Regions from separate parts of the Homo sapiens genome. Here region 2 is linked to region 1. The links are chromatin loops, found by intact Hi-C in ENCODE. Cell type or tissue: Calu3. All regions are shown on one strand.

Region 1 (8,000 bases):
TCAATTATCTCTTTACACACACAAACAACCATAAGGCAAAATTCAACATCCATTCAAAATAAAAACTCTCATTAACTAGGATAGAGGAGAATTTCCTCAAATTAATAAATTGAATCTATGGAAAACCTATAAGTAATGTTATATTTACTGGTGGAAGCATTTAGTCCCCCTTATGCTTCCCTCCTTAAATCAGAACCAAGACAAGAGTATCTACTCTTCCTATTTATACTCAATATTATGCTAGAAGTCTTAGCAATACTAATAAGGCAAGAATAAGAAATGAAAGACATAATGGGCAGAAAGGAAGAAAAGCCTGTCTTATTTGAAGATGGCATGACTGTATACATAGAAAATCCTAAGCAGGCCAGGCATGGTGGCTCACGCCTGTAATCCCGGAACTTTGGGAGGCCGAGGAGGGCGGATCACGAGGTCAGGAGATGGAGACCATCCTGGCTAACACGGTGAAACCCCGTCTCTACTAAAAATACAAAAAATTAGCCAGGTGTGGTGGTGGGTACCTGTAGTCCCAGCTACTCGGGAGGCTGAGGCAGGAGAATGGTGTGAACCTGGGAGGCAGAGCTTGCAGTGAGCCAAGATGGCACCACTGCACTCCAGCCTGGGCTACAGAGCAAGACTCCGTCTCAAAAAAAAAAAAAAAAAAATTTGCTGGGCATGGTGGTGTGTGCCTGTAGTCCTAGCTACCTGGGAAGCTAAGATGGAAGACTCACCTGAGTCCAGAAGGTCGAGACTACAGTGAGCCATGATCCCACCACTGTACTCCTGCCTGGGTGACAGAGTGAGATCTTGTCTCAAAAAAATAAATAAAATAAAATAAAGAGAGAGAAACACTCAGCAATAAAACGAAATGAACTAATATTATATATGGCAATATGGATGAATCTCAAAAACATTATGCTAAGAAAAAGAAATCTAGACACAAAAGAGTGTGTACTTGTGGTAACAGGAGGCATACAGTTGTCTAACCTCAGATTCCATGGGGATTCTATTTTTGGAAATCAGAAAAGATAAAATAACTCTCAGAATGATATATATATTACTAGAAATGTTTATTTCTGTAGGTTATTGGGAAGAATCTGCTTTGTACCTCATTCAGGATGTTGACAGAATTTAGTTCCTTGTGATTATGGAACTGAAATCTCTGTTTCCTTGCTGGCTGTCACTCAGGGCCCATTCTCAGCTCCGAGGGCCAGCTTACTTTCCTTGGCATGTGGCCCCTTTCCATTTTCAAAGTGAGCAAAGCTAGAATCTCTCTTGCATCAAACTCCTCTCATGCTTCTAACCTCTTTCACCAGAAAGAGACTTGTCCTTTTTAAGGACTCACCTGGACAGGTCAGGACCACCAAGTATAGTCTCTCTTTCTCTCTCTCTCTCTTTTTTTTTTTTTTTTTTTTTTTGAGACAGGGTCTCACTGTGGTTGCCCAGGCTGGAGTGCGGTGGCACAATATTGGCTCACTGCAGCCTCAACCTCCCAGGCTCAAGTGATTCTCCTGTCTCAGCCTCCTGAGTAGCTGGGATTACAGGTGCACACCACCATGCGTGGCTAACATTTTTGTATTTTTAGTAGAGACAGGGTTTCACTACATTGCTCAGGCTGGTCTCAAACTCCTGGACTCAAGCAATCTGCCTGCCTTGGCTTCCCAGAGTGCGGGATTGCAGGCGTGAGCCACTCACTGCACCTGGCTAGTCTCTCTCTCTCTCTCTCTCTCTCTCTCTCTCTTTATTTATTTATTTATTTATTTATTTATTTAACTTTAAGTACTGGGATACATGTGCAGAACGTGCAGATTTGTTACATAGGTATACAAGTGCCATGGTTGTTTTCTGTACCCATCAACTTGTCATCTAGGCTTTAAGCCCTGCATGCATTAGGTTAATTCTCTCCCTCCCTTTCCTCCTCACCCTAGTCCCTCTTTCTTAAAGTCATCTGTACTACATATAACACAACCTAATAATGAAAGATCCCATCATATTTACAGGTCCCTTCCATGCTCTAGGGGAGGGAATATACCACAATCTGCTACCACAATAAAGTTGGCATAAAACATAGAAAAAATTAAGAGAAATTTCAGCAAATCATTGTATTGTGAATGCTGAATGATGGGCGATACGTGTTTTTGTTTAGTTTTACTAACTTTGTTGTGTATGTGTGTGTGTGTTGTATTTTTAGCATATTGATCAATCACAAAAAGAATACTAAACTACTTTTATTAGTGAATGTACTTATTTTTCACATTTCTTTTCTATTTTTATTAATATCTGTATACTCAGGATTAACCTTTGTTGTTTGCTTCTGTCCTCTGGAACCTGATATCTGGGGCAATTTCAAAAAGTAATTTCTGAAGTGGGGGCAATAAATAAGTCAACCTAAAAAGAGAAAATAGCAGTCTGAGAAATCTTTCCAAATTTTCTGTTTAAAAAATCTGGCCACATAAGAAGTAAAAATAATAATAGCCATCAATGATGCTAAGCCACTGACACATTTCATCAGCATTGCTTATCTCCTATTTTCCCATTGTTCAATGTCGTCACATGAATTGTCATAAAAATGAGATTATTATTGTTCAGTTGCTCATTAGTTCAGGCTGTGGAGATCTCCTAAAAAGGATAACTTGTCTTTTGAGACCTCCCTATTTGTTACTAGAGAAAAGTGTGGGATGTTTTGGATTGCAGATGGAAAGTTTTCCTCTTTAACTGAACTCTTGAGATTGTAGTGAAATCATCCATGTCCTGAAGCATCATAATCGTTCCCATATGGACGAATTCATTCAATAAACAGTTATATTTGCATATATAGATTATCCCTAGAAATAGTTTGTCCCTGTTTTGGGAATCTTTGCTGTTCAAACAGCTCTCAAGGGTATATAAGAGGGTTTTACTCCTCTTACCCACCTCCCCATTACAACTCAGTTCCCTAGTGTTTTCCTCCAAATATTTTTAAGAAGTGAGGTAAGCTGGCTCTGAGGCTTCTAAATTCTGAATTCTGGCTCATTTTAACTGAGTCATTCCGGAGGTCCTAGCCTTGAAACAACTTATCTTTGGTTCCAATAAACAATAAGCTTAAGAAAAAAAGTTAGCTGTCTAATAGCCCCATGATTCCCTTGGCTATCTAGCTAGAAACTCTGTTCGCAAATCTGCTGCATCTTTGATGAATAGGAAATTTACAAATAATTCACAATTATGTTGAGTCAGCGCAGGTAGGGAGTTATCAGACAGTCAAAATACTTTAAAAGTGACCTGTTGGAAAAGTACTAATTTAAAAACCTGCTCAGATTTTTGCTTTCTTTCTAGCGATTACCTTAAGATTGTATTGCACCCTTTGTTATATTTTTAGATATTTAGATTTTCTTTTCCTTTATTGCTGATATTGTTATTGCTCTATGAAGCAATACAACTTTTAGCCATCTGCTTCTCTTCCTCTTTTGGATAATTGACATTTTGTCAAATGGCAAAAAAACAGTATCAACCATACTAAGTAATAACTAGCATTTATTAACCCTTCCTTCATGTTGAAGATAAAGCACTTCAAGTGTTTTATCTCATGTAACTCTCGAGACAACTTAAGAGGTAGGTGCTTTTATTATCTCTAGTATTTAAATAGGGAAGCTTCACTCCAGACGGGTTAGATAACTGTCCCTAAGTCACACATTGACACCACAGAGTAGTTCTGATGATAGGTTGTGGTGCTTCTACACATTCCCAATCTAAAATGCCAGTAAAGAAGTGACTGCTACTGCCATCTGCTGGTAACTAGCAGAGTTGCTAGCTACTTTTGCTCATGCTGCAATTAAAAATCTGTACAAATTAGTGTTTGCAATGAGAGCTCTCTTCTGACACACGTTGGTGTCTCATGATGCCATCTATCATGCTAGTGTTTAGAACAGTCCCTGACACACCGTAAGCACTCAATATTTATGGAATGAACAAATGGAGATCCCAGGAGAGTTTTTGTTGGTAAAACTTCTCAAGTTGTCCTGAAAGAACACAGAAGCTGTCTCCACACAAAGCAGTGATGGTCTTTCTTTCTTTCTTTCTTTCTTTCTTTCTTTCTTTCTTTCTTTCTTTCTTTCTTTCTTTCTTTCTTTCCTTTCTTTCTTTTCTTTCTTTCTTTCTTTCTTTCTTTCTTTCTTTCTTTCTTTCTCTCTCTCTCTCTCTCTCTCTCTCTCTCTCTCTCCTTCCTTCCTTCCTTCCTTCCTTCCTTCCTTCCTTCTTTTTTTCTTGAGATGGAGCTCTGTTTCCCAGGCTGGAGTGAAGTGGTGCGATCTCGGCTCATTGCAACCTCCACCTCCTGGGTTCAAGCAATTCTTCTGTCTCAGCCTCCCGAGTAGCTGGAATTACAGGTGTCTGCCACCACACCTGGCTAAGTTTTGTATTTTTAATAGAGACGGGGTTTCACCATGTTGGGCAGGCTGGTCTCGAACTCCTGACCTCAGGTGATCCGCCCAACTCAGCCTCCCAAAATGTTGGGATTACAGGCATGAGCCACCACGCATGACATATGATGCTGTTTTTCAAGTGTTTACTTCATTCACTGTGCTGCCTCTGCATTTACAATCTCCTTTGAATTTCCTTGTTATAACCTAGTTTATAAGTGGAGTCTCACTCATGTTTAAATCTAACTTTATCAGTTACATCGTATAGGTTTTAGAAGGAATCCTAGTTTCAGAACTGACAGAACTGAAAAATCCTGGCTAGTGTTTCCCAAGCCCTGTTTCAAAAGATGGTGATTTTAAAAAAGTGTTTAATAGACAAATAAGTTTCAGAAGCAGTACATTAGATAAATTTCCCTTGTTTTCTTTCTTTCTTTTTTTTTTTTTTTTCACTGTAGAACTTCTTAGAGTATTGAGGCAGGAGAATGGCGTGAACCTGGGAGGCGGAGCTTGCAGTGAGCCGAGATTGCGCCACTGCACTCCAGCCTGGGCGACAGTGAGACTCCGTCTCAAAAAAAAAAAAAAAAAAAAAAAAAAAAAGAACTTCTCCGAGTATTAGAAATCTTTGAGAAGGGTTATACATAAAACCGTATTTGGCAGCTTGGGCTGCCATAAAAAAATATCATGGGCTAGGGTCTTAAACAAGAAAAATTAATTTTCTTACAGTCTGGAGGCTGGAAGTTCAAGATCAAGGTGCTGACTTGTTAGGTTTCCAGTGAAGGCTCTCTTCCTGGCTTACACATACCTGCCTTCTTGTTTTGTCTTCACAGGGTCTTTTCTTGGAGGATGATATTGGAGAGAGTGAGAGGTGCTCTTCTTATGTCTCTTCTATTAATGACACTAATCCAATTGGATCAGTTCTGCACCCTTATGACCTAATTCAACCTTAAATACTTCCTTAGAGGCCCCATCTCCAAATACAGCCATACAGGAGGTGAAGACTTCAAAATATGAATCTGGGGGGGACACAAACATTCAGTCCACTTACAAATAGGACTTGATCACAGATTCTTTCTCATTTAGCTCCTATTAACATCCTAAAAGACATTAGTGTTTTGTGGAACTCACTTGGAAATTTCCAATATACCAAACTCCAGTTACTACAGATGGAGTCCAGTGAGAATAATTTTCCTAATATCATACAGCTAGTTATTGGCAAAGCTAGAACTCTCATTTTAAGTGTTGTTTTCATGATATCATGCTTGTTCTATTTTATTTCTCCATACGAAAATAAACACTAGTATTGCCTTTGCAGAACTTTACAGTTATAAAGGGGATGTGAACTAACATTTATTGAGTGCTACTATGTGACTTTTCTACCCTCCCCCGTGCTAAATGGGTTAAACATTCCAGAATTTATGACTGTTGCATTTCACATCATGATTTAATAAATGCTTGAATGACAGCCTCTATGGGATGAGTCAGTGAGAGTCTGCCCTGAGAGATACATCTTGCTGATTTTCTATGTGTCAGGCACACAGAAAATGTTTTTTTTTCTTTTTTTTCTGAGACAGAGTCTCACTGTGTTGCTCAGGCTGGAGTGGGGTGGCACTATCTTGGTTCACTGCAATCTCCGCCTCTTGGGTTCAAGCAATTCTCCTGCCTCAGCCTCTCAAGTAGCTGGGACCACAGGCACCAGCCACCACACCTGGCTAATTTTTTGTGTGTTTTTAGTAGAGATGGGGTTTCACTGTGTTGATCAGGCTGGTCTTGAATTCCTGACCTCGTGATCCGCCCGCCTCGGTCTTCCAAAGTGCTCGGATTACAGGCATGAGCCACCGCACCGGGCGGCCTTTTTTCTTTCTTTCTTTCTTTCTTTCTTTCTTTCTTTCTTTCTTTCTTTCTTTCTTTCTTTCTTTCTCTCTCTCTCTCTCTCTCTCTCTCTCTCTCTCTTTCTTTCTTTCTTTCTTCTTTCCTTTCTTTTTTTTTTTTTTTTCTCGCCCAGGCTGGAGTGCAGTGGCCCGATCTCAGCTCACTGCAAGCTCCACCTCCTGCGTTCATGCCATTCTCCTGCCTCAGCCTCCCAAGTAGCTGGGACTACAGGCCCTGTTTGTATTTTTAGTAGACACGAAAGTAGCCAGGATGGTCTGGATCTCGGGACCTCATGATCCGCCCGCCTCGGCCTCCCAAAGTGTTGGGATTACAGGCGTGAGCCACGGCGCCCGGCCGGGTTTTTTTCTTTTTTTTTTTAATTTTAATCTTTTAAAAACCTTTAAACTGACAAATAATAATTGTACATATTCATGGGGGTATATAGTATTGTTTTGAAACATAATGTATGGTGATTAGATCAGGGTAATTAGCATATCCATCATCTGAAACAATGGTCATTTCTTGGGTTGGGAACATTCTGTATCCTCCTCCTCCTCTAGCTATTCGAAACTATGTATTACCTACAGTGGTATAGAACAATAGAACTTATTCCTCCTATCTACCTGTAATTTTGTCCTTTAACAAATCTCTCCCTATCCTGCCCCCGACCCACCCTTCCCATGACCCTCCCCAGCCTCTGGTATCCTCTGTCCTACTTTTTACTTCTATGAGCTCAACATTTTTTTTTTTTTTAGCTTCCACATATGTGTGAGAACATGTGGTGTTTAACTTTCTGTTCCTGGCTTATTTCACTTAACATAACGTCCTCCAGTTCCAGCCGTGCTCACATTGGCCTTTTTTTTATGCTCTAGAAAGTTATATTGTTTTCTGCCACAGACTTCATAATGCTGTGTTCTTTTCTACTCTTCTTTTTTACTTCCCACCTTGTTCTCCTGCACTTCAGATGCACAGAATTGTGTTAACCATAAACTTTGGGTGTTTATATGCCATCATCCTTGATCCATTCACAATACCATTCAATAATATAATAAACATCCAACCCAACAATCAGAATAAGTAACCTATATTTATCTACATGTGCCTTTCTTGTCTCATCCCATTGCATCTCCCTCAAATAATATTTTGATCCTAAATGTTAGATTTATTGTTTGCTTGCTTTTTGTTGTTTTTGCTTGCCTAACCACACACAACACCACACACACACACACACACACACACACACACACACACATCTCTATTGGTTACATGGTTTAATTTTTTTTGTTGTTGTTTGTTTGTTTGTTTTGAGACGGTGTCTCGCTCTGTCACCCAAGCTGGAGTGCAGTGGCGCTATCTTGGCTCACTGCAAGCTCCGCCTCCCGGGTTCACGCCATTCTCCTGCCTCAGCCTCCCAAGTAGCTGAGACTACAGGCACCTGCCACCACGCCTGGCTAATTTTTTGTATTTTTAGTAGAGATGGGGTTTCACTGTGTTAGCCAGGATGGTCTTGATCTCCTGACATTGTGATCTGCCCGCCCTGGCCTCCCAAAGTGCTGGGATTACAGGCGCGAGCCACCGCGCCTGGCCTTTTTTTTTTTTTTTTTTTAAATAGTCCAGAGGTCTTTTATTTTATTTCTTTAACACCTATTATGCATGAATTCATAGGGAATAGATTCCAGCAGCTCAAGCTCTTTCCCGTTGGTTCTCACACAGTGTGCTTCTCTGGGTGGAGCAGGCTGG
Region 2 (8,000 bases), 45 kb before region 1:
GCCAAGTATATACTCAACTGTTGGTAAATATCTGAAAGATGGAGGCAGTCTCATTAAGGAAACAGCTGGATATACCAGGAAACAACATGGATATGTGACATACTGATAAGGAGGGCAAAAACTAGCTTAACTATCATTGTGAATATATAAGTGCATGTGTGAATGTATACATACATATATATGTATGTGTATGTATACGTATATATGTGTATGTATGTATTGTGTGTGGGGGTGTGTATATATATAATTTTTTTTTTTTTTGAGACAGAATCTTGCTCTGTCGCCCAGGCTGGAGTGCAGTGGTGTGATCTCAGCTCACTGCAACCTCTGCCTCCCGGGTTCAAGCAATTCTCCTGCCTCAGCCTCCCAAGTAGCTGGGACTACAGGCACGTGCCACCACACCCAGCTAATTTTTGTATTTTTAGTAGAGACAGGGTTTCACCATGTTGGCCAGGATGGTCTTGGGCTCCTGACCTCGTGATCCACCCGCCTCGGCCTCCCAAAGTGCTGGGATGGAGGCCGAGGCGGGTGGGTGGATCACAAGGTCAGGAGCCACAGCATAAGCCACTAGGCCCAGCCACATATATAATCTTTAAGTTTGCTTCAAAATTCAGGCAGAAAGACTTGCCAAAGAGTTTAGAGTTCAGACTTCCTCCAGGATTTTTTTATATCCTTTAACATAGCACATTTATCTCCCTATATTCAAATGTCTTACCCACTTTAATTAGAAAAAGACTGACTACAAAGAAAACATAGAATCAATAACTGAACATCTAATTTTAAACTCTCATTGGACTCATCACCTCTTCCCTTCCAAGTCTCATGAGGGCCTGCTTTAGCAAAACTGACTCCATGTTTCTACATCCTGTGGTTTCTCATGCCCACTCTGAGAAGTGAAAAAAAACAGTTGAAAGGCAAGACATCAGAGAGGGAATGTTATAGGCCAACCTCCAGATAAGTGAGCTCTAAAACGCATTTATTTGGAAGTTTAAGGCATCCAATTTTTTTAAATACACCATTTCTGGTTTCTCCCAAATAACTGTATATATACAGCCTTCCCTGGGTAAAGATCTTTAAAATGCTGGCACTATTAATGTATACAAGGTCTCTGTCCTTGACTATTTGCCTGACTGCTAACTAGTTAGCGGTGGCCCTGGCCCTGCCCCTCATCCTCATGCTGCCCAGAGTCCCTCCAAATAGGTTGTAGGCTCAGTGCTCTCATCCCCCCATCTTTCTGCCCACTATGTATCTGCAGCCTTATAGGACCAAATCTATACTGGCACAAAAATATAAAATGATAAGGATAGCAACTTGAGCAGGGAAGGTGCATCAGGGAAACAGCCAGGCCTATGGGCAAGGCTGGCAGAAGAGCCAGCAATTCCTTTCTATCTGAAGAAGAAACCCGTTCTTCCAGGGCAGGCTGCAGGCGCTGTCAAGAACAGAGTGAAAGGAGGAAGAGACCCTTCTCTCCCTCTAGGCAAAACTTCAGGTCACCCATCTTGCAAAATCTAAGCTTGGTTTTTTTTTCTTAATCATTCCCACACTCGTGAAGATAACTGTGTTTACTATGTGGGGAAAATTTTTTATTTTCAAAATAAAATTATGGGAGGTAAGCTCAGCTCATCCACAGTTTTTGCAGAGTTCTTACTGGCCAATTTGGGAGAAGAGTTTCTCTGAGTTCATCACATGCTGCCATCCACTAGAGGACAGAAGCATGACTAAATGTAAACCTTGATAAAAGCTTTTTACAACTCAGAAAGGGAAACAAGGGTTTCTTCTCTCCACTCGTTCCCCTCCTCTGGTTTTTTTTTTTTTTTTTTTTTTTTTTAACTGAGTCATGCAAAGGAAATTTTAGGCACTGGCAGAACAGAGGTGGGGCATTATAGAGATCTGCCAGCTGTTTCCTTAAATAATGCAAATCTCCTTACAACGTGGCAAGACTTCAAACTGTTTTCACTAATTTCTCAGGGAAAAAAAAAAAGACAAAAGTAATCTGAAAGTGGGGGGGATGGAAAATTCCAAAAGCTACCCCATTAGTAATACTGAGTGACTGAAGGAATAAAACAATATAAACTCTAAAAAGAAAGTTTCCCCACCAGAATATTAATCTCCCAACCAAGTAAGTGACCTCAATTAAAGAGACACATTTGAGTTTAAAAAAACAAAAACAACAAAAAATGAGTTAGGAATTAAATGAAAATTCCAGCGTTATCATGGGTGTGGCCCTCAAGAAATTTACTTTCTTACATCCATGGAGTTTTGCCTTTTTACAAGCTTATGTTTTGCAATCATCCTGGCTATTTTCCCAGAAGAAAAAAAAAATTGGTGGAACAAGGGGAAGGATGTCTAAAATTTGGAAATCATCCTTGGTATCTTAACCAGGGAAAAGCTCTCAGGTCTCTTGTCTTGGGGAATATACTCCTGTACTAAAGCAGTCAAACAAAATTTCAACAAGTTTATGACAAATAGGAAGTCCAGCCTTTGGTGAGGTCGCTGTCAGGAGTTCTATAAACCTTGGGTGCTCTAAAGTTTATCTGAGCACACCCAGATGGGAGGGGGTGAGAGGAAATATAGACAGGATAGGACAAAAAGGTTTTTAATCCTTCACCTTGACAAGATGTCTTATTTTGAAAGTGTTTAATTTAGAATGTATATAATCACCAATAACTAGATTTGAAGTTCCATGAGCACAGGACAATATTTTACCCTTTTGTTGTAATCGTTGCCTCCCACAAGACCTAGCAAATGCTATATGTGATGGATGTCAAACTACTTTTATTGACTAAGAGAAAAATAATGTCCCAGCAGTTTGACAGGCGGCTAATGCCTCCTGAGACAAAATCAGTGGCTAGTAATCGAGAGTGGGATGGGAGAATTGTGTCTTCAAAATCACCTTGGAGATCACTTTCAAACTACTTATCCCCTGGCCCTCTAAGATCATGACACACCCACAAGGGTATGCCCACTTTTCCCTTCTAAACTAAGTGTGCCATTGTTTCTGATGGGTGTGTATCATATCTATTAGGTGTGTACCTTTGCAGGTTGGGGGGATGGATGGCTAATGATTTACAGCTTTTCACAATAGAACCTTCAGGGTGAGAGGAGGGGCAAGCACCTGGATCTGATGGGTGGGGGTGGGAACTGGGGCTTAACAGCTTTTACAGATCTCCATCTAATGCTCTTTTTTTCCCCCGCTCTATATATCCTACAGCCTTATGCAAGACCTAGAGCTTCCAAATCCTGAACTTTTCTGGAGTTTTATGGAGCTAACTGGCTCACTTACTGATATCCTCTTTGAGATCCTTAGAGTCCAGCTTCCTCTGCTTAGCCAGTCAGTGACTAAGCCAGTCAGCTTAGTCAGTGACTCCTTCCAAAGACATCTTGATGGCAATTAACTGCTGTGATCTCCTCTCCTATTCTCCTACCTTTGAGGTGCCTGTGTCTTTTTTATTTCATTATTTATTTTATTTCATTTTAGAGACATTTTGGAAAAACTAAAGGTACTTATGCGTTCAACCCGTCATGGTTTTTTTTGTGTTTTGTTTTGTTTTGAGACAAGAGTCTTGCTCTGCCACCCAGGCTGGAGTGCAGTGGCACGATCTTGGCTCACTGCAACCTCCGCCTCCTGGGTTCAAGCAATTCTCTGGCCTCAGCCTCCCGAGTGGCTGGTATTACAGGCGCCCACCACCACACCCGGCCAGTTTTTTGTATTTTTAGTAGAGATGGAATTTCACCATGTTGGCCAGGCTGGTCTCAACCTCCTGACCTCAGGTGATCCACCCACCTTGGCCACCGCACCCGGCCTCAACCCACCATGTTTTATAGAAGTCATTTTAATTGCTTGTACATCTTCTCTGCCAGATCACAAAAAAAACAAAATCACACAAATCTTACATATGCTCCCAGAATTTAGTGCAATCTAGGCCTATGGTAAATATTTTAATATTTGTTGAATAAATGAATCATTTTAAAAGTGTAGAAATCACAGAACTTTAAGCTTTCAAAGGATCTTCAGCTTTCTAGGTTCTTCTCTCTCCTGTATCTCTCCAATCTTCTAGTGGAACCATATTTAAAGCTCCAGATTAATAAATAATCTCCTTTTAAAAAATCCCTAGAGCAGTGGCTTTCATATTTTTCTGATTGCAACCCGGAATATAGAATACTTCTTACGTCACAATTTGCTAGATGCGCTCATATAGCTACTGAAAATAAATTTCATGCAACAATACTTACCCTTACCACATGGAATGTCCTCTAACATCTACTATTCTATTTTAGTTCACCTCCTAAAAAATGCTGGCCATGATTCACTAAACTGAATTCACAACCTACTAATGGGTGATCAGCTGCAGTTTGAAAAACTTTTCTATTCAACCTATCTCTCAAGCCGCAGCTTGGATATGGTGGCCTCAGGGGCAGCCTTCCCTGACTCCCTAATTAAGTCTACATGTCCCTCCTTTATGTTCTCATGGTATATGATCCTTCTACACTTTTTTGTGGTAGGCCTGGATCTGTAGGATAGGCAAGACATCTAGGGGATCAGAGACTTGAGCACATATGCCCACACAAAAACTTGTATGCACGCTCATAAGAGCATTACTCACATAGTGAGAAGGTGGAAACAACCCACAATCTATTAGTGAAGGAATAGATTAAAAAAAGATGTGGCCCGGCGGGGTGGCTCACTCCTGTAATCCCAGCACTTTGGGAGGCAGAGGCGGGTGGATCATGAGGTCAGGAGTTTAAGACCAGCCTGGCCAAGGAGGTGAAGCCCCACCTCTACTAAAAATACAAAAATTAGCCGGGTGCGGTGGCGTGCACCTGTAATCCCAACTACTCGAGAAGCTGAGACAGGAGAATCCCTTGAACCCAGGAGACGGAGCTTGCAGTGAGCCGAGATCGTGCCATTGCATTCTAGCCTGGGCAACAGAGCAAGATTCTGTCTCCAAAAAAAAAAAAAAAAAAAAGATGTGGTATATTCATACAGTGGAATATCATTCAACCATAATAAAAGAAGAATGAAGTTCTAACCCATGCTACAACATGGAAGAACTTTGAAAATATTATGCTAAATGACATAAGCCAGACATGAAGGCCACATATTATATAATTCCATTTATATAAAATATCTAGACTAGGCCGGTCCATAGAGACAGAAAGTAGACTAGCTGTTGCCAAGGGCTGAGAAGGATAGGTGGACTGGGGATAAGTGTTAAAGGGAAGAGGTTTCTTTTTGGGGTTAAAAAAAAAAAAAGGCTCAAAATTGATTCTGGTAATAGATGCACAACTCTGTGAATATACTAATAGCCACTGAATTGTACACTTTAAACAGGTGAAATGTATGGTATGTGAATTACTTTTTTTTTTTTTTTTTTTTTTGAGAGGGACTCTTGCTCTGTTACCCAAGCTGGAGTGCAGTGGCATGATCTGAGCTCATTGCAACCTCCACCTCCCAACTTCAAGTAATTTTCAAGTGCTGGGATTACAGATGTGAGCCACCACACCCAGCCTGAATTACATCTTTAATAAAGTTGTTTTAAGAGAGAGGCTAGGTGTGATGGCTCATGCCTGTAATCTCAGCACTTTAAGAGGCCTAGGCGGGAGGATCACTTGAGCCCAGGAGTTCATGACCAGCCTGGGCAACATAGTGAGACCCTGTCTCCATTTTCAAAATAAAAATTAAAACAGAGAAAAATCTAAGGGAGACCTGGAAATTGGACTAAGTTGCAGGAGGCAGGTGCAGAATTTATTTTACTTATCCCTGGCTTCTAGCACAAGGCTCATAGGCATGGCAAAGGCTCCATAAGTATTTGTTGAATTAATAGTTGATTCTATGACAATGAGTGGATGGGCTTTCTCAGTCATGTAAAGCTTCCACCTTGGGGTACTCCCATGTTAACCATTCAAAGAAGGAAAAATGAGCTTCCTTTTTTATTAAGTGAACTTCCACCTTCACTTAAAAGATATCCAATACTCCTGATGATTATAAACTGAAGGATTTTTTAAAGTAAGAAAAATATTATGTTTCCCTGTTTCACTGTTAAAAAAAAAAATGGCCGGAACAGTGGCTCACGCCTGTAATCCCAGCACTTTGGGAGGCCAAGGCAGGTGGATCACAAGGTCAGGAGTTCGAGACCAGCCTGGCCAACAAGGTGAAACCCCATCTCTATGAAAAATACAAAAAATTAACCAGGTGTGGTGGCACGCGCCTGTAGTCCCTGCTACTCGGGAGGCTGAGGCAGGAGAATCACTTGAATCTGGGAGTCAGAGGTTGCAGTAAGCCGAGATCGTGCCACTGCACTCCAGTCTGGGTGACAAAGGGAGACTCCATCTCAAAAAAAAAAAAAAAAAAAAAATGGTTGTACAATAGTCCTTCTCACGGAACCTCACATGAAATTCTATTAATAAGAGCTTTCTCAGGCACAGTGACAAAGGGGTGTTGTTGGAAACTGTGTTGCTCAAAGTTTTATCATACTCCACAGCTGACTACAAACTGATATTTTAAGCTTAATTCCTGCACAGAAAGTTTCAGCTCAGCTATAGACAACAGCAAGCCACCAAAAGAGACAAGAAATAAGGGCTAAGAGAAACTAAAAACACAAAAGCAATGCACTGTTATGTTTGTTAATAAAAGTAGAACTTTATATCCATGTGAAATATGTAGCCTAATCTGCACACAGCCATTTTTTAGCCTAAGCATAACTGGATGGCTACCTTGTTTAAAGTCTTATCAGTGCCATTTGAATGCCAACATCCACAGCCACCTGCCGTAACAACACTTGCTTGCTATAAATAAGTAGATAACATTCTCTCCCAAGAGGTAAAAATTCTGGTTATCTATTAAAAGCAAAACCAATAACCAAAATAACCCATCTTTTAGCTATCCCTCATTTATCAAAAAAGAGGCTTACACTTCAGATTTAGATGCCTGCAGAGTGGTCCCCCAAAAAAGCAGTATCTAAACAAAATAAAGACTAACACGGCACAGAACTACTCTAACAATAGCGATTCTCTTCCCACAATATTTCAGATCCCAGTGGAAGCCTTTCCCCAATGTCTAAATACATCTCTGTTTACTTCCTACATCTAACATTTATTTTTAACAGTGGGAATACTTTTCATTCCATAACCAAGAGAAATTAACAAATAATGTCAGATCTTAACTTTAGCAAAACAAAACCTGGAAATAATTCCAATGTGCTTCTTGTAAATGGATCTCTTTTTTAAAAATAATACTTTAGAATATGTTGCACATCTAATCAATTTATCAACAAACATTTATTGAGTACAAGGTACAAAAAAGGTGGACAAAGATGGAGAACTGCAGATCAGGTCAAGGAATTTCTAATAGAGTAGGAAACACACACAGGTATCCAAACAACAGACATTCAGGAAACACGAATAATAAGTTCCATGACATAATGTAAGTATATAAAGTGCTAACAAATACAGTCTGTTCACTTTTCTAATTTAAAGTTCCAAAAGGCTGATAAATATTTGTAAACACTCTTACAAGCACAGGTATTACTGCCCAGTTTCAAAAGGACCAGGGCGACCGGGCGCGGTGGCTCACAGCTGTAATCCCAGCACTTTGGGAGACCAAGGCAGGCGGATCACCTGAGGTCAGGAGTTCGAGACCAGCCTGGCCAACATGGTGAAAACCTGTCTCTACTAAAAATACAAAAAAATTAGCCAGGCGTGGTGGCAGGCGCCTGTAAGCCAAGCTACTCCAGAGGCTGAGGCAGGAGAATCACTTGAACTGGGGAGGCAGAGGTTGCAGTGAGCCGAGATCGTGCCAGTGCATTCCAGCCCAGGCGACAAGAATGAGACTCGTCAAAAAAAAAAAAAAAAAAAGCCAAGGCACTGCAGGAAACAGGTGGTTAAACACAGAACTGCCATATGATCCAGTAATTCCACTCCTAGGTATATACTCAAAAGAACTGAAAGAAGGAACTCAGATACAGCAATGTTCAGCCATACAGTAATGTTCACAATAGTAT

What was found. Hi-C counts contacts between places; a loop is a spot of excess contacts. Peaks named below come from ENCODE experiments on the same cell type or tissue, not always from the same donor. Only the 100,000 strongest peaks of a DNase experiment are listed, where the experiment ranks them.
Region 2: a loop joins it to region 1, with 2.0 times the contacts of the local background. A loop is called at or near these places in 9 of 110 quality-filtered maps.

The regions. Positions count from the first base shown.
Region 1 is chr6:25,261,628-25,269,627 of GRCh38, reverse strand. It overlaps the pseudogene RPL21P68. Among named protein-coding and RNA genes, the nearest start is that of CARMIL1, 14 kb to the left of the region's middle. In Calu3, CTCF peaks have their summits at 3,559 and 3,758 (motif pointing left); a DNase peak (open chromatin) is centred at 3,747.
Region 2 is chr6:25,306,734-25,314,733 of GRCh38, reverse strand. The region is part of intron 2 of CARMIL1 (capping protein regulator and myosin 1 linker 1); the gene reads right to left. Among named protein-coding and RNA genes, the nearest start is that of CARMIL1, 31 kb to the right of the region's middle. RefSeq lists an enhancer at 3,131-3,631. In Calu3, no CTCF peak of the experiment used is centred here; DNase peaks (open chromatin) are centred at 1,403, 1,803, 2,490 and 3,053.